2 separate regions of the Homo sapiens genome follow, and region 2 is linked to region 1. A link is a loop called in an ENCODE intact Hi-C map of the cell type or tissue named here. Cell type or tissue: heart right ventricle. All regions are shown on one strand. Each heading gives the region's core, and the rest is flanking DNA. Links, peaks and the distances in the headings are about the cores only.

Region 1 (11,658 bases), core at 1,435-9,434:
TTCTTTGTAAGAGTTAGTATAAAATTAGAATACAAATACAGTCCCCAACTTATGATTTTTTTACTTTATGGTGATTTGAAAGTAGTTCACATTCAATAGAAACTGTACTTCAAAGCCTGAATTTTAATCTTTTCCTATCTGTAGGCTAACGTGAGTGTTTTGGGCATGTTTAAGTTAGGCTAGGATAAGCTATGATGTTTGGTATCATTTGCTCCATGAAAATCTGCTACGAATTGCGTGAAAACTATCTAGGCTTGATTTTTTTTTTTTTTTTTTTTTTGAGACAGAGTCTCGCTCTGTCGCCCAGGCTGGAGTGCAGTGGTGCGATCTTGGCTCTCTGCAACCTTCGCCTCCCGGATTCAAGCGATTCTCTTGCCTCAGCCTTCCGAGTAGCTGGGACTACAGGCATGCGCCACTAAGCCCAGCTAATTTTTGTATTTTTAGTAGAGACGGGGTTTCACCATGTTGGTTAACCAGAATGGTCTTGATCTCTTGACCTCTTGATCCGCCTGCCTTAGCCTCCCAAAGTGCTGGGATTATAGGCATGAGCCACCGTGACCAGCTGGCTTGATTTTTTTTTTTAAGCCACTGATTCAATTTATCCCATAGCTATTGGACTACTTGGGCTTTCTTTTCTTCAGTAGGAATTTAATTTTTTTATTTTTCATTGATATATAATAGATGTACATATTTTCAGGGTACATGTGATAATTTGGTACATTTGTATAATCAAATCAGGGCCATTGGGATAGCTGTCACCTTAAATATTTATCTTTTCTTTATGCTAGGAACGTTTGAATTATTCTCTTCTAGTTATTTTGAAATGTCCAATAGTGGCCGGCGCAGTGACTCACGCCTCTAATCCCAGCACTTTGGGAGGCCAAGGTGGGTGGATCACGAGGTCAGGAGTTCGAGATCGGCCTGACCAACATGGTGAAACCCCGTCTCTACTAAAAATACAAAAATTAGCCAGGCCTGATGGTTCGCACCTGTAATCCCAGCTACTCGGGAGGCTGAGACAGGAGAATCGCTTGAACCCGGGAGGCAGAGGTTGCAGGAGCCGAGATCACGCCATTGCACTCCAGCCTGGGCAACAGAGTGAGGCTCCGTCACATACACAAAAAAATAATAAGAAATGTCCAATAGATTAATGTTAACTACAGTCACCTTATCGAATATCAGGTCTTCTTTCTTCTACCTAACTGTGTATTTGTACCCATTAATCAACCTCTCCATCCCCTCACCCACCCTTACTGTCAATCTACTCTCTATCTTCATGAGATTCACTTTTTAGCTCCCATATGTGAGTGAGAACATGAGATATATTTGTCTTTCTGTGCTTGGCTTCATTCAACATAATGATCTCCAGTTCTATCTATGTTGCTACAATGACAGAGTTTCATTCTTTTTCATGGCTGAACAGTATTCCATTGTATATCTATACCACATTTTCTTTATCCATACATTCAGTTGATGGGCACTTAGGTTGATTCCATATTTTGGTTATTGTGAATAGTGCTGCAGCAAACATGGGAATGCGAATTTCTCTTCAATATATCAATTTCCTCTCTTTTGGATATATACCCAGTGGTGGAATTGCTGGATCATATGGTAGTTCTATTTTTAGCTTTTTGAGGAACCTCCGTATTGCTTTGCATAGCAGCTGTGGTAATTTACATTCCCACCAACAGTGTTTGAGAGTTCCCCTTTCTCCACATCCTTACCAGCCTCTGTTATTCCTTCTTTTTGATAAAAGTCATTCGAACTAGGCTAGATAATGTTTCATTGTAGCTTTGATTTGCATTTTCCTGATGATTAGTGATGTTGAGCATTTTAAAAAATACCTGTCAGCCATTTGTATGTTTTTATCACAAATGTCAATTCAGATCTTTTGCCCATTTTTTAATTGAATTTTTTTGTTGTTGTTGTTTTTTGTTGTTGTTGGTTTTGCTATTGAGTTCTTTGAGTTCCTTGTATATTCTGGTTATTAATCCCCCTTGTCATATGGATAGTTTGCAAATATTCTCTCCTATTCTTTGGGCTATCTCCTCTTAGTTGATTGTTTCCTTTACTGTGCAGAAGATTTTTAGCTTGATGTAATCCCGTTTGTCTATTTTTGGTTTTGTTGTCTGTGCCTTTGAGGTCTTACACAAAAAAATCTTTGCCCTGACCAATGTCCTGGAGCATTTCCCCAAGGTTTTCTTCTAGTGGTTTCGTAGTTTTAGGTCTTAGATTTTTTTTTTTTTTTTTTTGAGACGGAGTCTCACTCTGTAGCCCAGGCTGGAGTGCAGTGGCACAATCTCGGCTCACTGCAAGCTCCGCCTCCCAGGTTAATGCCATTCTCCTGCCTCAGCCTCCCAAGTAGCTGGGACTACAGGCACCCGCCACCACGCCCGGCTAATTTTTTGTATTTTTCTTTTTAGTGGAGACGGGGTTTCACCGTGTTAGCCAGGATGGTCTCAATCTCCTGACCTCGTTATCCGCCCACCTCGGCCTCCGAAGATGCTGGGATTACAGGCATGAGCCACCGCACCCGGCCTAGGTCTTAGATGTAAGTCTTTGATTTATTTTGATTTGATTTTTGTGTATGGTGAGAGATAGCAGTATAGTTCATTCTTCTGCATATGGTTATTTCATTTTCACAGCACTATTTATTGAAAAGACTATCCTTTCCCATTGTATATTCTTGGCACATTTGTTGAAAATGAATTGGCTGCAAATGCATTTATTTATATCTGGATTCTCTGTTCTGTTCCATTAGTCTATGTGTCTGTTTTTATGTCAGTAACATGCTAGTTTGGTTCCTATAGCTTTGTAGTATATTTTGAAGTCAGTTAGTGTGATGCTTCCAGATTTGTTCTTTTTTTTTTTTTTTTGAGACTGAGTTTCACTGTTAGTGCCCAGGCTGGAGTGCAATGGCACGATCTCAGCTCACTGCAACCTCCACCTCCCAGGTTCAAGTGATTCTCCTGCCTCAGCCTCCCAAGTAGCTAGGATTACAGGCATGTGCCACCACACCCAGCTAATTTTGTATTTTTAGTAGAGATGGGGTTTTGCCATGTTGGCTGGGCTGGTTTTGAACTCCTGACCTCAGGTGACCCACCCAGCTCAGCCTCCCAAAGTGCTCAGATTACAGGCATGAGCCACCATGCCTGACCCAGGTTTGTTCGTTTTGCTTAGGATTGCTTTCACTATTCTGGGTCTTTTGTGGTTCCATATGAATTTTAGGATTGTTTTTTCTATTTCTGTTGAGAACATCATTGGTATTTTGATAGCAATTGCATTAAATCTGTAATCTGCTTTGGGTGGAATTATCACTTTAACAACTAACTATTCCAGTCCATGAACATGGAATAGCTTTCCATTTTGCTGTGTCCTCTTCAATTTATTTCTTCAGTGCTTTGTAGTTTTCCTTGAAGAGATCTTTCTCCTCTTCGGTTAAATTTATTCCTAGGTTTTGTTGTTGTTGTTGTTGTTTGTTTGTTTTTGCAGCTATTATAAATGGGATTGCCTTCTTGATTTCTTCCTCTGCTAGTTCATTATTGGATAGAAATGCTACAGATTTTTGTCTGTTGATTTTGTATCCAGCGACTTTACTGCATTTGTTTATCAGTTCTAACAGTTTTTTGGTGGAGTCTTTAGGTTTTTCTAAATGTAAGATCATGTCTTCTGTGTACAAGTCTAATTTGAATTCTTCCTTTCCAAATTGGATTCTCTTTATTTCTTTCTCTTGCCTAATTGCTATGGACAGGACTTCCAATACTATGTTGAATAAAAGTGGAGGTGGGCATCCTTGTTTTGTTCCAGAGCTTAGAACACCTCCCAGTTTCAAGCAATTCTCCTGCCTCAGCCTCCCGAGTATCTGGGATTACAGGCATGCACCACCACGCCAGGCTAATTTTTGTATTTTTAATAGAGACAGGGTTTTAATATGTTGGCCAGGCTGGTCTCGAACTCCTGACCTAAAGTGATCTGCCCACCTTGGCCTCCCAAAGTGCTAGGATTACAGTCATGAGCCACCGTGCCCAGCCCATTTTTAATTTTATTTATTTGGGACTTCTCTCCTTTTATCTTAGCCTAGTTAATGGTCTGTTAATTTTGTTTATCTTTTCAAAAAACCAATTTTCATTTCATTGATTTTCTCTATATTTTAGCCTAATTTCATTTATTTCTGCTCTGATATTTATTATTTCTTTCATTCTAATAATTTCCTTCTAACATGTTTGGTTTGTTCTTGTTTTTCTAGTTCCTTGAGGTGCATTGTTAGGTTGTTTATTTGAAGTCTTTCTGCTTTTTTGATGTAGGCATTTATTGCTATAAAATTCCCTCTGAGTACTGCTTTTACCATATCTCATATATTTTGTTATGTTTATTTCCATTTTGATTCGTTTGAAAAATTTTTTAAATTTTCTTTTTAATTTCTTCATTGACCCATTGGTTGTTCAGGAGTAAGTTGTTTAATTTCTATGTGTTTATGTAGTTTCTGAGATCCCTGTTGTTATTGATTTCCAGTTTTATTCCATTGTGGCCAGAAAATATATTTGATATAATTTCTACTTTATTGAATTTGTTCAGACTTGTTTTGTAGCCTAAGATATAGTCTATTTTGGAGAATGTTACATGTGTTTATGAAAACAATGTGTATTCTGCAGCAGTTGGGTGAAATGTTCTGTAAACGTCAGTTAGGCCTATTTGGTCTAGTGTGTAGTTCAATTCTGATGCTTCTTTGTTGATTTTCTGTCTGGATGATCTGTTTATTACTGAAAAGTGGGGTGTTGAAGTCCCCTACTGTATTGTATTACAGTCTATCTCTGCCTTTAGGTTGATTCATATTTACTTAATATACTTGGGTGCTCCAGTGTTGAGTGCATAGATACTTATAATTGTTATATCCTCTTGCTAAACTGACCCCTTTATCATTATATATTGATCTTCTTTGTCACTTTTTACAGTCTTTGACTTGTAGTCTATTTTATGTAATATAAGTATAGCTAATCTTGTTCTTTTTTGGTTTCCACTTGCATGGAATGTCTTTTTCCATCTCTTCACTTTCAGTCTATGTGTGTCTCTATTGGTAAGTTGGGTTTCTTATTCTTCATTGTGTTCATGTGATAATAACATATTAGTTAATATCACCCAGCATATAGTTGGGCCTTGTTTATCCATTCAGCCACTGTCTGTCTCTTAATTAGAGAATTGACTGAATTCTCCAATTAAACTTAATAATAACATTGAATAACCCATGTACATTCAGTGTATTATTGATAAGTAAGGACTTACTACTGCCATTTTGTTGCTTATTTTCTGGTTGTTGTTTTTTGTTTTGTTTTGTTTTGTTTGAGACAGGGTTTCACTGTGTCACCCAGGCTGGAGTACAGTGGTGCAATCATGGCTCACTGCAACCTCAACTTCCCTCGACTCAGGTGATCCTCCCACCTCAGCCACCCAAGTAGCTGGGACTACAGGAATGTGCTACCACACCCAACTAATTTTTATACTTTTTTTGTAGAGATGAGGTTTCAACATGTTGCCCAGGCTCATCTCAAGCTCCTGGGTTCAAGCAACCTGCCAGCCTCAGCCTCCCAAAATGCTGGGATGACAGTCATGAGCCACCACGCCTGGCCACCTTTTATTTTTATTGTATCTGTTATAGGTTTTAACATTATGGTTACCATGGTGCTTACAAAAAAACCGATAACTTATTTTAAAGAGATGATAACTTACCTTAGATCACAAAAAAGAGCAGAAATAAAGCAAAACCAAAAAAAAAAACCTCTGCACTTTAACTCCATCTCCCCACATTTTGACTATTTGTTGTCTCAATTCACATATTTTTATATTGCCTCTCTCTCTCTTTTTTTTTTTTTTTTTTGTCAGAGTCTTGCTCTGTCATCCAAGCTGGAGTGCAATGGTACAATAGCTCCTTGCAACCCAGTGATTCTCCTGCCTCAGCGTCCCAAGTAGGTGGGATTATAGGTGTGCACCATCACACCTGGCTGATTTTTATATTTTTAGTAGAGACAGCGTTTCACCATGTTGGTCAGGCTGGACTCGAACTCCTGACCTCAAGTGATCCACCCACCTTGGCCTCCGAAAGTGCTGGCATGAACCACTGTGCCTGGCCGCTATTGCCTGTCTCTTAACAGGTTGCTGTAGCTGCTACTGTTTTTGATAGATTTCTCTTCTAGGCTTTATATTAGAGTTATGAGTGAATTTTACATCTTAATTAGAGTATTGGAGTATTCTGGGGTTGTCTTTGTTCTTAATTTTACCAGTAGGTTTTATGCTTTCAAATGTTTTCTTTTGGCACATTAGTGTTTTTTTCTTTCAGATTGAAGAACTCCATTTAGCATTTCTTTTAAGACGGGTCTGGGGATGGTGAATTCTCTTAGCTTTTGTTTGTCAGAGAAAGACTATCTTTCCTTCATATTTAAAGGATGGCTTTGTTGGATATAGTATTCTTGGATGGCAGTTTTTTTTTTCTTTCAGCACTTTGAAAATGCTGTCCCATTCCTTCCTGGCTTTATGGTTTCTGTTGAAGTCTTGTTGCCAGATGAACTGGAATCCCCTTATGTGTTATTTGCTTATTTTATATTGCTGCTTTTAGGATCCTTTCTGTGTCCTTGACTTTTGAGAGTTTGATTATTATATGCCTTAGGGTAGTCTTACCTGGGCGAAAACTGCTTGGTGTTCTCTGATCTTTCTGTCCTTGGATATTTATAACTTTCTTGAGCTTTGGAAAGTTTTCTGTTATTATTATTATTATTATTTTGCATTAGTGCATCTTTAATGTTAAAGCTAGTTTTTTTTTTGTTTGTTTTTTGTTTTTTTGATCTTTTTGAGATGGAGTCTCCCTCTGTCACCCAGGCTGGAGTACAGTGGCCCTATCTCAACTCACTGCAAAGTCCGCCTCTCGGGTTCACTCCATTCTCCTGCCTCAGCCTCCCGAGTAGCTGGGACTATAGGCGCCCGCCACCAGGCCCGGCTAATTTTTTTTGTATTTTTAGTAGAGACGGGGTTTCACTGTGTTAGCTAGGATGGTCTCGATCTCCTGACCTTGTGATCCGCCCACCTCAGCCTCCCAAAGTGCTGGGATTACAGGCGTGAGCCACCATGCCCATCCTTTTTTTTGTGTTTTTTTTTTTTTTTTGAGATAGAGTCTTGCTCTATCACCCAGGATGGAGTGCAGTGGCGCAATATCGGCTCACTGCAACCTCTGCCTCCTGGGTTCAAGCGATACTCCTGCCTCAGCCTCCTGAGTAGCTGGGATTACAGGTGCATGCCACCATGCCTGGCTAATTTTTGTACTTTTAGTAGAGATGCGGTTTCACCATGTTGGCCAGGCTGGTGTCGAACTCTTGACCTCAGGTGATCCACCCACCTTGGCCTCCCAAAGCACTAGAATTACAGGCATGAGCCACCGCACCCAGCCAAAGCTAGTTTTTTAAATAAAATTTTATATCTATCCAGTCTTAATTAGTTTGACCATAAGGTAAGATTTTCATGAACTTTTTAGAACCCTTTACAATTTTCCATCAAACAGCAGATTAATTTTCTAAGAAAACTCTGTTATTCGGAAAAGTAGGCCGAGATTCTGGCCCCATATCAGTATGATTTCAGTGTTTTAACCTAAGGAAAAAAGCTAAATAATTCCTTTTAAATCTTAGCCAACTTGTTTATACTCACAGAATTTTAAAAGGGTTTTACAAACCCTTTTCACTTTGCTTAAACCTTCAGTTTTGTTCCATTACTCTTTTAGGTTAGGACAATGTTTAAAACCCTCTGAACTAGACAAAATTACATTCCCTTTAACAAAAGCCGTATTTCTGTGACTTCTTACAGTCTTTTACGAAAAGCACATTCCCCATACACCTTGTATATAAAACTGTTTCTGCAGTCGTCTCAACTACATATTACAATGTTAACGCTTAGCAACTTTTATTTTTAGTGAAAAACCTGGTAAGTAAGCAATTTCAATTATGTACTGGGGTGGAGCTTAGGACATTAGACAGAAATGAAGATAAGGTCTGACTCTTAGCATAGCTGGTGGGCATGGCTCTCCACATGTCCCCAGGCCTTACCTATCATCTAATGCTCCAAAGTAGGTAAATCAAACCATTTTCAAAAGTCAAAGAAACAGTTTGACCTTAAAGCATTTAGCAAGTCTGATATCTGACCTTAATTTAAACCAAATGTCTACACTTTCAAGACATTTTATTTTACCAATAATCTTTAAAACTGTCTTTATTTCCAAAAGGTTACTAAAGTCACGTGAACAAAAAGGCATTAGTTTCTATTTTTCTGACAAAATATTTTATTTAAGCACTTATTTTTCTTTTCCTTATTTATTTATTTATTTATTTTGAGATGGAGTCTCCTTATTATTTATTTAAGTAAGTTCTGTACCCCTTGTTCTTGCTCAACTCCCTCTTGAACACCAATAATTATTAGATTTGATCTTTTGAGGCAATTTCCCATATCTTGTCGGCAATCTTCATTCCTTTGTATTCTTTTTTTCTTTTTTCTCCTCTATGTAATTTCAAATAGCCTATCTTTGAGATTATGGATTCTTTCCTCTGCTTGATCCATTCTGCTGTTGAGAGTCTCTAATGAATTTTTTGATTTAGCAAATGTATTTCTCAGTTCCAAGATTTGATTTTTAAAAATTTCAATCTTTGTTAAATTTAATAAATTCCGAATTGATTTTCTGTATTATCTTGTAGATCACTGAGTTTCCTTAAAACTGCTATTTTGAATTCTTGGTCAGAGAGCTCACATATTGCCATCTTCTTAGGGCCATCACTGGTTCCATGCTTTGTCTGTTTGGGGTGCCCATGGTTTCCTGTTTCCTGTTATTTCTTGTGGATATACATCTACATCTTTGCATTGAAGGATTATTTATTTATTCTAGTCTTCTCTGTGTGGCCTGTTTTGCTTTTTATTGGGTATGTTTGCTTATAGAGTCTTTGTAATATACTGCTGAATTTCTTATTTGTTTGTTTATTTTCCACTAGGTCACTACCTCCTTTTTGGCACTAGATGATTTCTTAAGCCCAGGTTTGCCTCGGCTCTAATAAACAATTGGAACACTGAAGTTCCAAATGGGGGAGGTCCCAGAGCAGATATCCTGGCAGTATGGATAGGCTGGCTGGGGATTAGTGCCCAGGAGACCTGTGGAATGCAGCTGCTACAGTGTGGTGCTGCTAACAGCCACTCTGATTTGGTGTCTTCTTTGGCCGAGTTACAGAACCATGTTTCTAGGGCTAGGGATAGTATCCCCACCTCCCTCCTTGGTCTCTCAGTGTCCTCAGAGATATTTCTTCCTTCAGGCAATCATGATGCTTCCCATGGGTTGAGGCAGAGGCAAGGTCTCCTGCCAGGAAACCCACAATGGTGGAAAAGCTAGTCGTCCACCTCAATCTCACTTTTTCCAGTGCAGAAATCGTTGAGTCGGGAAATTTCCCACACACTTGGTGCTGGGCAGATTATAGGGAGGGGAGTCATGGATGTAGAAATCCATTTATCTTACTGACTGCTCAGAGCTTTTTCACTTCTCTATGACTCCAGGAACTGCCTCATCCTCATATTTGGGTTCTGGAATATTGCTGGCATAGTGCTGATCATCTCAGCACTGTGTATTTGTTTTTGGTTTTCTGTGGGAAGGAATGTAGCCAGCTTGCTTCTACACCACCAGTTTTGGACTGGAAGTCTCCAGGCTTTCTTGATGCAGCTTTGATAAGTTATATGTTTTTAGAAATGTTTCCCTTTCTAATAAATTTTGAAATTTACTAGCATAATGTTATTTATGGCATGTTTATCTTTTTCATCTCTTCCATATTTGCAGCTTTCTTCTGTTCTTCATTCATATTCTTGCTTATTTGTGAATGCTACTGTGTTTTTTTTTTTGTTTTTTTTTTTTGGGAGATGGAGGCTCCTTCTGTCGCCCAGGCTGGAGTGCAGTGGTGCGATCTCGGCTCACTGCAACCTCCACCTCCAGGGTTCAAGCGATTCTCCTGTCTCAGCCTCCTGAGTAGCTGGGATTACAGGCACCCACCGCCACGCCCAGCTAATTTTTGTATTTTTAGTAGAGACAGGGTTTCACCACGTTGGCCAGGGTGGTCTCGAACTCCCAACCTCAAGTGATCCGCCTCTCTCGGCCTCCCAAAGTGCTGGGATTACAGCCGTGAGCCACCGCACCCGGCCCTGTCCCCTTTTTTTTTTAAAGGAATCTTGCCCAACATTTATCTATTTTATCTGGCCCTCCCCTGGCTTGTTATTTTATTTTATGTATATATTTATTTATTTAGACAGAGTCTCGCTCTGTTGCCCACGCTGCAGTGCAGTGGCACGATCTCAGCTCAGGGCAACCTCTGCTTCCTGGGTTCAAGCAATCCTTCTGCCTCAGCTTCCCAAATAGCTGGGATTACAAGCATGTGCCACCATGCCCAGATAATTTTTTTTGTATTTTTAGTAGAGACAGAGTTTCACCATGTTGGCCAGGCTGGTCTCAAACTCCTGACCTCAAGTGATCCACCTGCCTTAGCCTCCCAAAGTGCTGAGATTACAGGCGTGAGCCACTGCGCCTGGCCTGGCCTTGGCTTGTTGATCATCTCTATTGCATGTTTGTTTTCTGCTTCATTAATTTTTCCTTTATATTTATTATCTCTTTCCTTATGCTTTCTTTGGGTTTATTCTATTGGGAGTTTTTTTCTTCTTACAGTGAAGCCTAGCTTATTAATTTTCAGTCTTTTTTCTTTTCTAATGAAAGCAGCTAAAGCTATAAATTTCCCTGAATTACTATTTTTCCTGCATCCATAAGTCCTGATAAGTGTAATTTTTATCATTGATTCTGTTCAACTTTTTATTTCTTTTATGATTCCTTACTTGACTTACAAGTTATTTAGAAGTATACTTCCTAATTTCCAAAACCTAGTGGATGTGTCACTTCTTTTTCTTTTATGCACTTCTAATTTGGTTGCTTAAGTTAAATCTATGATTGTGGATTATAAAATGTGGTTTATGTAAATCAGATTCTTGAAATTTGTTGAGGCTGGTTTTATGGCCTTTTATATGGTCAATTTTTAAAAATATTCCAAGTGTCCTTGAAAAGAATGCCTGTTCCTTGATTGTTGAATGCAAGGTAATTTATTCACTAAATTCACTAAATTAAGCTAGTGAATTGTGTTATTCAAATCTTTCTTGACTCATCAATAATTGGGAGCATTGTATTGAAATACCCCACTATGTCTGTGGATTAGTCAATTTCATTTCATAATTCTATAAATTTTTATTTTATATATTTGGATGCTATTTTAGTAGGTACCCACAACTTTAGAACTATTACATCTTCCTGATAAATAAAACCTTTTATCATTGTATAAAGTCCTTATTTATCTCTTATAGTCTATTTTGTCAAATGACAATATAGTTACACCAACTTTCTTTTAACTTCAGGTTGGCACAAAAGTAATAGCAAAAACCACAGTTTCTTTTTCACCAACCTAACAGTATTGCCTGTTATATCTTTTTTCATCATTTTACTTTCATCTTTTCTGTGTCCTTTTATTTTAGGTATGTCTATTTTTTTTTTAATTTAGGTCTAAGAATGTGTCTTTTAGTTTATTGTTTAGTCCATTTATACTTATTGTGATTACTGAT
Region 2 (11,658 bases), core at 1,772-9,771, 280 kb before region 1:
ACACCAGGCCTTATTTTGAAAGTTCTTTAGAAGACAATTGAATAAGTGTATGACAATAATAGCATAAAGGATGGGTGGGGGAAATGAGAGTATAGTGTTGTAAGGGTCATGGATTGTATGTAAAAGTATGTAATTTTATTTAAAGTTGGACTATGATGAGCTAAAGATATATATTGTAAGCCACAGAGCAACCCCTGAAAATAAAACAAAAAAGAATGAGCAAAAAGTAGATGAGACAAACAAGAAACAAACAATAGAATGGCAGATTTATACCAAAAATTACATTAACTGTAAATGGTCTAAACAATAAAGAGGCAGATTCAACTATATGCTATCTATAAGAAATCCACCTCAAATGTAAAGGCATACATATTTTCTAAGTAAAAGGAGGAACTCAGATACACCATGAAAATAATAATCATAAGAAAACTGGTTTGACTACATTAGTATCAGAAGAAGTAGTGTTTAGAAAAAAGAATATCACTAGACATAAGAGAAATATTTAATTATAATAAAGCACACAATTTATCAAGAAGACACAAAAATCCTCAATATGTAAACTCATACTAATATAACTTCAAGAGAGATGAAGAAAAACTAACATAACTGCAAGGACAGACATTCATAATTATTGTTGGAGATTTCCATACCCCTCTCAATTACTGATAGTACAAGTAGTAGGTAAATCAACAAAGATGAAGAAGACTTGAGCAATATCACCAATTTGATCTAATTGCCATTTCTTGATTATCTACTCACCTCCACCAAAAGAATACATATTATTTTCAAGTATACATGGAGCATGTATTAAGAAAGGTCATTTTCTGTGCCATAAAAAAGTTTCAGCATACATATATATACATATTATTATTATTATTATTTTTGAGACAGAGTCTCACTCTGTCACCCAGGTTGGAGTGCGGTGGCGCCATCTTGGCTCACTGCAAGCTCCGCCTCCCGGTTTCACACCATTCTCCTGCCTCAGCCTCCCGCGTAGCTGGGACTACAGGCGCCTGCCACCATGCCCAACTAATTTTTTGTATTTTTCAGTAGAGACGGGGTTTCACCGTTTTAGCCAGGATGGTCTCAAACTCCTGACCTCGTGATCCACCCGCCTCGGCCTCCCAAAGTGCGGGGATTACAGGCATGAGCCACTGTGCCCGGCCGTCTCAGCATATTTTTAAGGATTGAAACAAAGCATATTTTCTGACCAAAATGGAATTAAAACACAAATCAACAACAGAAAAATATCAAAAATCCTAGAATGTATGGAAATTAAACACTTCACTTCTAAGTAACCTTTAGTTCAAAGAGTAAATCACAGGGAGATTTAAAGATATTTCAACTAAATGAAAATGAAAATTCTACATAACAAAATTTGTGACATATAGATATGGTGGTGATTAATGAGAAATATATGTCTTTAAATGCTCATATTAGAATGGAAAAAGGTTTTTATCAATATTCTAAGCTTTCATCTTTAGAAACAGAAGAGCAAATTACATACAATTGAGAAACTCAACAAAACCAAAAGCTGACTTTTAAAAAGATCAATAAATTGAAAAATTTGCGACAAGATTTATCTGAGAAAAAGAGAGAGTGAGCATGAGTGCTAACATAATGAATGAAAGAGGAGGCATAACTAGAGATGCTAGAGATAATAACAACACAGTAAGGGAATATAATGAATGACTTTATGTCAAAAAAATCAACAACTTAGATGAAATGGCCAATTGATAAAGGGTACAACTTAAAAAAGATAGAAAACCTAAATAGCCATATACATGTTATGAATACATTTCTTGAACGTTGTGATATCTCATCTTTAGAGTTGTTTGTGTTACCTATTGTGACCTGTGTTGACTGATATGACTTGAAAAGAACATAAGCAAATAAAATGCTCTGACTACTTACTCCTAAATTGATAAGGATATAGAGAGCAAAAAGCAGTAAATAGATTTATGCTTCCCAACATATTAAATATGATAAAAAATACTATCTCCTGACGAGCCACAGTAAGAATGTACCCACAGAGAGTCAGGGAATAAAACCCCAGCCTGCCAAACCACCTTCAAGCCACTTCCTATTGAACAACCCACGTACTTCGCTCCCTTTGTTTGTCCAGGAAACATTGGAGTGTCAGAGATCAGAAGATATCTAGTAGTTGTTGAGGCAAAGAGAAAGACTAATTTAGGATTAGTCTGCACCGTTTCCACCTTTTAGGTTTGCTTTAGCCATTTAGCTTTTAAAAGAAATAAATGCATGAATTTATAAACGTTTAATTAAGCCATTTTGTCTGCTTTTTCAGTTTTGTTTCTGCTAAAATTTAAGCAAAATTGGAATTGAAACTGAAACTGGAAACTTAAATGCACCACATATTCCTTGAAGAAATTGAATTCGTAATTTAAAAGCCCCTTTCCTATCCCCAAAACACAAAATAGTCCAGACCCAGATGAACTCACTAGTGAATTCCAACAAACACTTAAGAAAGAAATACCAATTCAAAAAAAAAAAAAAAACACTCAGAAAAAAGAGGAGGGAACATATTCCAACTCATTATGAGACCATCATGTCCCAATACAAATAAAACTACATACAGATATTACCAAAAAAGGGAAGAAAACTATAGATCAATATCACTCATGGTGATAAATCCTTACAAAACATAAGCAAATAGAATTAACAATATTTTAAGGGATAATATATCATGCAAAAGCAGGACTTATCCCAGGAAAACAAGATTGATTTGATATCCAAAAGTTAATCATTGTAATTCACCACATTAATAGAATGAAGGATAAAAACCATATATCCATCTCAATAGATGCAGAGAAAGTACTTGAAAAAACTCAGTGGTAATTTATCATTAAAATTACTAATAAACTAGGAATAGAAGAAAACTTCCTCAACTTGATAAAGAGAATATATAAAAAACGTATGACCTGATAAGGAGAATCAGTTTAAGGTTAAAGACTATATGGTTTCCTTCCAACATCAGAAACAAGACAAAATATCTGCTTTTATTACTTCTATTCAACATTGTCCTAAAGATCCTATCCAGTGAAATAGGCAAGAAAAAGAAATAAAAGACATCTGAATGGAAAGGAAGAAATAAACTGTCTTCATTAGCAGACAACATAATTGTGTACATAGAAAGTTCTAAAGAACATACATTTTTAAAGGTTTGAGAACTCCTAAGTGACTTGGTGACTTTAGTAAGATCACAGGATGCAAGGCTAATAAGTAAAGATCAGCTGTTTTTCTCTACCAACAACAATAGCTAGAAATAAAAATTTACAAAATACCATTTACAGTAGCATCAATTAATAGGAAACACTTTGGGATAAATTTGACAAAATATGTGTAAGATTTATACTTTGAAAACTACAAAATACTGCTGAGAGAAATTTTAAAAGAACTAAATAAAGGGAGAGCTATAATATGTTCATGGATTGGAGTATTGCTAAAATGTTAATCCACTTCATATTGACTGATAAAATTTCCGAGGCTTTTAAAAGTAATTGTCAAGCTTAGTGTAAAATTTATATGCAAAAGATTTAGAAAATCTGCAACAATTTTGAAAAAGAAAAACAAAGTTGGAGGACTTATATTACCTGATTTTCGAACTTATTACAAAGCTACAGTAATGAAGAGAGTGTGGCACTGGCATCAAATTAGTCACATAGATCAATGGAATAGAATAAAGAATCAAAAATAGACTCACAGATACATGGTCAATTGATTGTTAACATATTTCAATAAAGGAAAAGAGAGTCTTCCAACAAATTGCACTGGAATAATTAGATATTCATATGAGGAAAAAATAAACCTCACATAAAAATGAACCCAAAACAGGAAAAAGATCTAAAGGTGGAAGATAAAACTGTTAAACTGATAGGAAAAAAAAATAGAAGAAAATCTTTTCAACTTTGGGGTAAGCAAGGATTGCCTAGCTGGGAAAGAAAAATTAAAAAACCACAAAAGAAAAAATTCATAACTTGGTTTTTCTATTAATTTGTTAGGGCTGCCATAATAGAATACCACAGACTGGGTAACTTACATAACAAGTACCTGTTGGGGGCTGTTAAGTCCAAGATCAAGGGGCTGGCAGGTTTGGTTTCTACTGAGGCCTCTGTCTTTGGTTTTCAAACAGATGCCTTCTCACTGTGTCCTCCCACGGCCTTTTCTCTCTGCACACACCTCTCTGGTGTCTCTTCCTCTTTTTGTAAGGAAATCAATCCTATTGTATGAGGGCCCTACCCTATGACCTCATTTAATCTTGATCATCACCTTCAAGACCCTGTCTTCAAACACAGTCACACTGGAGGTTAGAGCTTCAACATAGGAATTTTGGGGGACCATGATTCTGTCGAAAACAGAACTTTAAGTTGGTGCCTTTTACTAGGTACACATACACAAAGACACTATATTTTAATAAAGTAAATAAAGAAATCTTTTTCAACATTTAAAACTTCTGCTCTTTGAAAAACATCTTCAGTAAAGGAAAAGACAAGCCACAGGCTGGGAGGAAATATTCATATAGCTGACAAAAGCTATATGTAAAGTGAACATTATATCCTGAATTTATAAAGAACACTTAGAACTCAATAATAACAAAAAATTTGAAAAATGCTCAATAGATTAAAAAAGATGGTTCCCAAAAGAAGATGCACCAATGGCCAATAAGCATGTGAAAAGATGCTCAGCATCATTAGTCATCCTGGAAATGAAAGCCTAAACCACAATGAGGTATGACTACACACCCATTAGAATAGTTAGTATTTAAAAGCTGACAATCCAAGAATTGGAAGGATGTGGAGCATTGCTGGTGACAGTCTAAAATGGTATAGCCCCTTCAGAAAATTTTAGAAATTTCTTATAAACTTAAATATACATTTATTATATGACCCAGCAATTGTACCCCTAGGCATTTACTCAAGAGAAATGAAAACGTGTCTATATGAAGACCCATCTGTAAGTGTTCATAACATCTTAATAAAAACCAAAAACGAAAACCAACCAAAATGTACATGCATAAACTGGTGAGTGGATAAATAAATTGTGGTACATGCATATAATGGAATCATGCTCAACCATAAAAAATGACTATTGATACATGAAACCACATGGATAAGTCTCAGAATAATTACGCTGAATGAGAGAAGCCGGGTGTGAAAGAGTACATACTTATGACTTCATTCATTTGAAACTCTAGAAACTCCAGAAATAACAAATCTGTGTTCCAGTGACAAAAAGCTGATCAGTGGTTGCCTTAAGCTGGTTGTAAGAGTGATTGATTGGGACACAACATATGCAAACTTTTTGGGCAGAAGAAGTGTTTTATATCTTGATTTTGATGTTGTACATGAATGTATACATTTGTAAAAACTCATCGCACTGTCAGCTTTAAGTTGGTGCATTTTAACACGTTATAATTTAATAAAGTAAATAAAGTTGATTAAAATTATTTTAAAAAAATCCAGCAAGCCCAGTTTGACTCTCTGCCCAGCAGCTTATTTTGTAAACAAAGTTGATAATTTTGACCCATTTTGGGGGTTTTGGTTTCTGTTCTGGGGATAGATATGAATTAGGCTGAATTTGAGACAAGAGTCTGGAGATTTTGATTGAGTGAGCAAGTAACAGAAATTACATTTCTACTTTTTAACAAATGAAAAATATTTTCACTAAACCCTGCAAAAGGCTCTGTCAAGAATCGAGTTAGCTTCAGCTGGGTAACTTACAAAGCCTTCTTGAGTCCTCCCATGACCCAGAATAAGGGGAAACTGTCCTTTTCCAAATTCTGACAGACTCACTAGTAATTTGCTTCAAAACATCTGTAGTCCTTCCTGACTTTTCCAGCAATGTTTCACAGAAAGCTCTTCTTTTCTTTTCAAAATGCTTCAGAATTTACTTTGAAAATGAAGTTTGTATCTGTCCCCCGTCCCCCCTGAATTTTGAGTGACTTATTTCAGAACTGGCTTCAATTTACATGCCTGTCATTTTAGACCATAATAAGCCCCATTAACTGTTATATGATGTCAGTTTGCTTTATTTTTGTTTTTGGGGTTTTTTAGGGGGAATGGGAGGAGGGTTAAGCTGCCTGTCTGAGAGTGGCAGATTTGGCTGATTTAGTTATACCCAGATGTGCCTAAATATAAGACAGAGAGGAATAAATACTGAGTAGGAGTTTTAGTGAATTTATGTTGTATTTCTCATAAATTCCTGTGGGTTCCTTTTGGCACCAGAATTTAATTTATTATTCTCTGTTCCTTTTTAAATAAAATCTGATGCAACAGTTAAGGGCTAGGCTCAGGCTGGGAGCCTCTGCCTCTGATCAGCTGCTGCAACATAATATAAATCAATTCGGCAAGTAATACCAGAGCATCTACTGTGTATTTAGACCTTTAGTGAGTCCCGTGGAGTGTTCAGGAAAATGTTCTGGCTTCAGGGAGCCTCCAACAGAAAAGAAGCATAAATGGTGACTAGACTTTGAGCTGGAAGAGCTAAATTTTAGTTAGGCCTCCTCTACCTAATTACCGGCCTTAGAAGAATTTATTTAACTTCTTGGTTAAAGAAATTTTTATGAGCTTCAATGTCTTCATTTGCAAAATGGAAAAAATATCCCTACTTTCTCCACAGTATCAAGGCAGGGTTCAAAGAAGGGAATGCTTAGCATGGCGCTTTTAAAAAGGTACATGCAATAAAATGGTGAAGTTCATTTATTAGAGTATGATTGGGGAGATAAGCCCATCTTATCTCAGCAAAAAGTGCATGAAAGAATTTATGATTTAGTTATTTCCTCATAGAACAGCAAAAAGGGATTAGGGAAAACAATAGATTTTTATTAATATTAATATCATTAAAACAAGATTTTAAAAGCTACAAGAGTCATACTTTTACTTCTGGTTACAATAAAGTAACTTGTGTCAGACCAAAGTTTCTAGTGAAATAAACTTAAAAAGCTGGAATTTTTTCTTTTCTTTTTTTTTGAGACAGGGTTTTGCTCTGTTGCCCAGGCTGGAGTGCAGTGGTGCAATTATGGTTCACTGCCACCTCCTGGGCTCAAGCGGTCCTCTCATCTCAGCCTCCCAAGTAGTTGGGACTGCAAGCATGCACCACCACACTCAGCTAATTTTTTAATTTTTTATAAAAATGAGGTCTCACTATGTTGCCCAGCCTGGTCTTGAACTCCTGGGCTCAAGCAATCCTCCCACCTTTGCCTCCCAAAGTGCTTGGATTGTAAGCATGAGCCACTGAGGCCAGCCTTGGAAAAAAATATTTTTAAAAATATCTTTGAAGAATTGTAGGACACCCAAGGCAACCACTATTTAAGGGGCCAAGATTTTGGAGAAAAAAAAGGAAGTTCTTTGAAAGATCTCAATATCTGGTCATCACTTTTCCCCTTGGGATATGGGAGGCTGCAGGGCCTGGTAGGGTTTACCCACAAAGAAGCAGAGAAGCCAGCAGAGCTTTAGGCTATCTGATAGAGCAGAGGAACAAAAAAGGACAGTTCTAGGCTCCCAAGGCAGCTGACTTGAGGAGCCAAGGTCCAAGAGACAATGGAGGCACAGAAAACTAAACCTGACAGTTAGCATTTTTCCACTTGAGGTATTTGTCAATTCTTGGCTGTGCAGGGTGAGAAGCTAAGAAACTAAACAAAAGGTAGTTGGGAAACCTTTCATGGTCTCTGGGAGACAAAAATTGGAATTTAGGGCTGGGTACAGTGGCTCATGCCTATAGTCCCAGCACTTTGGGAGGCTGAGGAGGGAGGATTGCTTAAGCCCAGGAGTTCAAGACCAGCCTGGGCGACATAGGGAGACCCCCATCTCTACAAAAAATTAAGAAATTAGTTAGGCATGGAGTCGTGTGCCTGTGGTCCTAGCTACTTAGGAAGCTGAGGTGGGAGGATCACATTGAGCCTGGGAGGTTGAGGCTGCAGTGAGCCATGATTATGCCATTCCACTCCATCCAGCCTGAGTGACAGAGTGAGACCCTGTCTCAAAAAGAAAAAAGAAAAAAGAAAGAAAAGAAAAAGAAAGAATTTAGGATTTTCTAAGAATGAGTGGCCGACCCAAGAAATACCCCTGGACCTGGATGGCTATACTCTTGGAGGAAAAATGACAAGAGAAAGAACAAATTTGTAAAGACTAAAACCAACTTCAAGTCAGTTCAGCCCTTGATTGAATGGAGGTAAACAAACAGCCCCTACTCTAACTGCATGCCAGAGAATAGAATGAACCCTCTATAGAAGAAGATGTTATCATCCAAAGTCTCCACATGTTTTAATATAAACTCTCCAGTATTCAATAAAAAATAGTAAGTATTCCAAGTTACAAGACCAAGAGAAAAAACAGGCAAGAAAAACACGCAGGAAAAATAAACCCATATGTGACTTACATATTAGGGTTATTGGACACTAAAACAACTGTGATTAATATGCTCATAAAAAGATATAACAAGATGAAGAATTTTGCTTGAGAACAACAATCTATTTTTAAAAATCAAGCAAATTCCAAAACTGAAAAGGAATATAATTGATGAAACCAGTCTGACCATCATGGTGAAACCCCGTCTCTACTAAAAATACAAAAATTAGCCAGGCATGGTGGCACGCACCTGTAATCCCAGCTACTCAGGAGGCTGAGGCAGGAGAATCGCTTGAACCCAGGAGGCAGAGGTTGCAGTGAGCTGAGACTGTGCCACTGCACTCCAGCCTGGATGACAGAGCGAGACTCCATCTCAAAAAAAAGAAAGAAAGAAAAAGAATTCAATAGATGGCTCAACAATAGATTGGCACAGCTGAAGAGGATTAGTTAAGTTGTGCTTAAAGAGCATATAAGAGATATATGAGACATGGTGGAGAGTTTGAATATTAACACAATTGGAGTCTCAGACGAGAAAGAGAGAAGAATGGAGAAGAAGTGGTATTTAAAGAGATATGGAAATAATGACTAAGAATTTTCCAACAATGCCAAGACATCAAGCTAGAGATTCAAGAGTACTACAAAGTCCAAGCAAGAAAGAAAATGACATCTAGAAACATCATTGTGAATCTTTGAAAATTACAGGTAAAGAGAATATTCTTTAAAGGAGTCCATGGGGCCAGGCATGGTGGGTCACGCCTGCAATCCCAGCACTTTGGGAGACTGAGGTGGGAGGATTGCTTGAGTTCAGGAGTTAAAGACCAGCCTGGGCAACATAGGGAGACCTTGTCTCTACAAAAAATTTTACAAATTAGCCGGGTGTGGTGGCACATGCCTGGTCTGTAGTCTCATCTACTTGAGAGGCTTTCGTATTTTTTTCATTGGAGACGGGGTTTTGCCATGTTGGCCAGGCTAGTCTCAAATTCCTAACCCATCTACTTGCTTGAGCCTGGGAGGTCGAGGCTGCAGTGAGCCACTGCTGCACTCCAGCCTGGGTGATAAAGTGAGAAAGAAAAAAAAAAACAAAAAAGAAAAGAAAAGAAGTATATAGTGAAAAGACACATACCTTCAAAAGCACAATAAAAAGATGAAAGCCAGAAGACAATGGAATGATATCTTCAAATTTATAAAATAAAAATAATTGACAATCTAGGATTCTATAGCCAGTGTAAAAACTTTCAAAGTGTATGCGAAATAAAGTTATTTCTAGACAGGCAAGAGTAAAATGACCCCAGATGGCAAAAAAGGAAATGTAAGAAGGAATGAAGAACAACGGAAAGGGTGAATATGTGGGTACATCTAAATAAACATTGACTTTACAAGAAAATAATGTAATGTGACATTCAAAATATATATAGAACTAAAATGTAGACAATAATAACACAAAAAGTAGGGGAATGAGTTAAAATGTACCAAGCTTGTGGCACTGTCCAGAATTTACAAAAGTACTACTTTATATTAGATTCTAAAAAGTTAAGTAATCTATGGCAATCTCTAAAATAATAGTAACAGAATGTAAAACTGACAAGCTAATGGGGGAGATGGAATAATGAAAAATAGCTTATTAATTCAAAAGAATGCAAGAAAAGGGAACATAAAACAGGTCTAGGAAAAATAGAAAACAAATAGTAAAGATGGTAGATGTAAAACCAAACTTATCAACCAAAGAACTAAATACTCCAATTAAATGTAAATGAATTAAATACTTCATTTAAAAGACAAAACTTTTTTTTTTTTGAGATGGAGCCTTGCTCTGTCACCCAGGCTAGAGTGCAGTGGCATGATCTTGGCTCACTTCAACCTCCACCTCCCAGGTTCAAGTGATTCTCCTGCTTCAGCCTCCCAAGTAGCTGGGATTACAGGTGCACGCCATCATGGCTGGCTAATTTTTGTATTTTTTTCAGTGGAGATGGGGTTTTGCCATGTTGGCCAGGCTAGTCTCAAACTCCTGACCTCAGGTGATCCACCCGCCTCGGCCTCCCAAAGTGCTGGGATTACAAGCATGAGCTACTGCACCCGGCCAAAGCTTTTAAGACTGGATTTTTAAATGCTATGCTGTTTACAAGGGTCCTTAAATATTAAGCTGAACCACATTAATGTGCCGATAGTCAACCATATTTGACTTATAAAAATAGCAGTTTCTTATAGTTCAACCTAAGATGAGGGCATAGTGAAGCTGAAAGTAAACGGATAGAAAAATATACCCTGTGAACTGTAACCAAGAGAAAGTAGAGTTTAAGGCAAGAAGCATTTCTAAGCATTTAAGAGAGACATTTCATAATGATAAAAGTGCTAGTCCATCAGGAAGATACAACTTTTCCAAATTTTTATGTATTTAACGCCATAGCTTCAAATTACACGGAGCAAAAATTAACAGGAGAAATAAACAAAAATCACTATTTTAAGGGGAGACTATAATATACCTCTTTCAGTAACTGATGGAACAAGCAACAACAAAAAAATCTGTAAGGATATAGATCTGAACAATGTAACTAGGAAAATTCACCTAATTGCATACACAGAAGCTATGCTGTCCCTAACATCCATAGAAAACGCATTCAAGTGTACATGGAACATTTATCAACATTGATCACATGCTAGCCCATAAAGCAGATTTCAACACATTTCAAATGGCAGAAATGATTCAAAGTTTGTTTTTTGACCACAGTGGACTAAATCTAGGAATCGATAATGAAAGAATAACAAGAAAATTACTAGATGATTGAAAATAAAGCATCATGCTTCATATAATACATAGATTTAAAAAATCACAACAGAAATGAGAAAATAGTTTGGATTGAATGCTATGATAAATATTATATATCAAAACTTATGGAACTAAAGCTGTGCTTAGTGGAAAATGTATGACTTTAAATACTTATATTAGAAAAAGTGAAAGGCTGAAATCAATTTATCTAATATTTATCTCAAGATACAGCTAAAGCTATGCTTGCTATGCTTAGAGAGCTATGTATAGCCTGAACTTCATGTATTAGAAAAGAAGAAACGCTGAAAGCCACTTATGTAAGTATCTATCCTAAGACATTAGAAAAAGAATGGCAAGCTATACAAATAGCAAAGAAAATAGTCAGAAGGAAATAATAGAAATAAGAGCAGATATTAATGAAATAGAGTATAAACAACAAAGGAAAATCATCAAAATCAAAAGTTGGTTGTTGGAAAGACTAATGAAATTGATAAACCTCTAGAAAAACTAAGCAACGAACAAAGAGGG

The links. Peaks named below come from ENCODE experiments on the same cell type or tissue, not always from the same donor. Only the 100,000 strongest peaks of a DNase experiment are listed, where the experiment ranks them.
Region 2: a loop joins it to region 1, with 4 times the contacts of the local background. A loop is called at or near these places in 7 of 110 quality-filtered maps.

The regions. Positions count from the first base shown.
Region 1 is chr15:68,239,247-68,250,904 of GRCh38, reverse strand. It overlaps a transcript of CLN6 not described here. Among named protein-coding and RNA genes, the nearest start is that of CLN6, 15 kb to the right of the region's middle. In heart right ventricle, for the core only: no CTCF peak of the experiment used is centred there; no DNase peak of the experiment used is centred there.
Region 2 is chr15:68,519,551-68,531,208 of GRCh38, reverse strand. It overlaps a transcript of CORO2B not described here. Among named protein-coding and RNA genes, the nearest start is that of CORO2B, 54 kb to the left of the region's middle. RefSeq lists an enhancer at 11,624-11,658. In heart right ventricle, for the core only: no CTCF peak of the experiment used is centred there; no DNase peak of the experiment used is centred there; H3K4me3 peaks cover 530 bases; H3K27ac peaks cover 1,553 bases.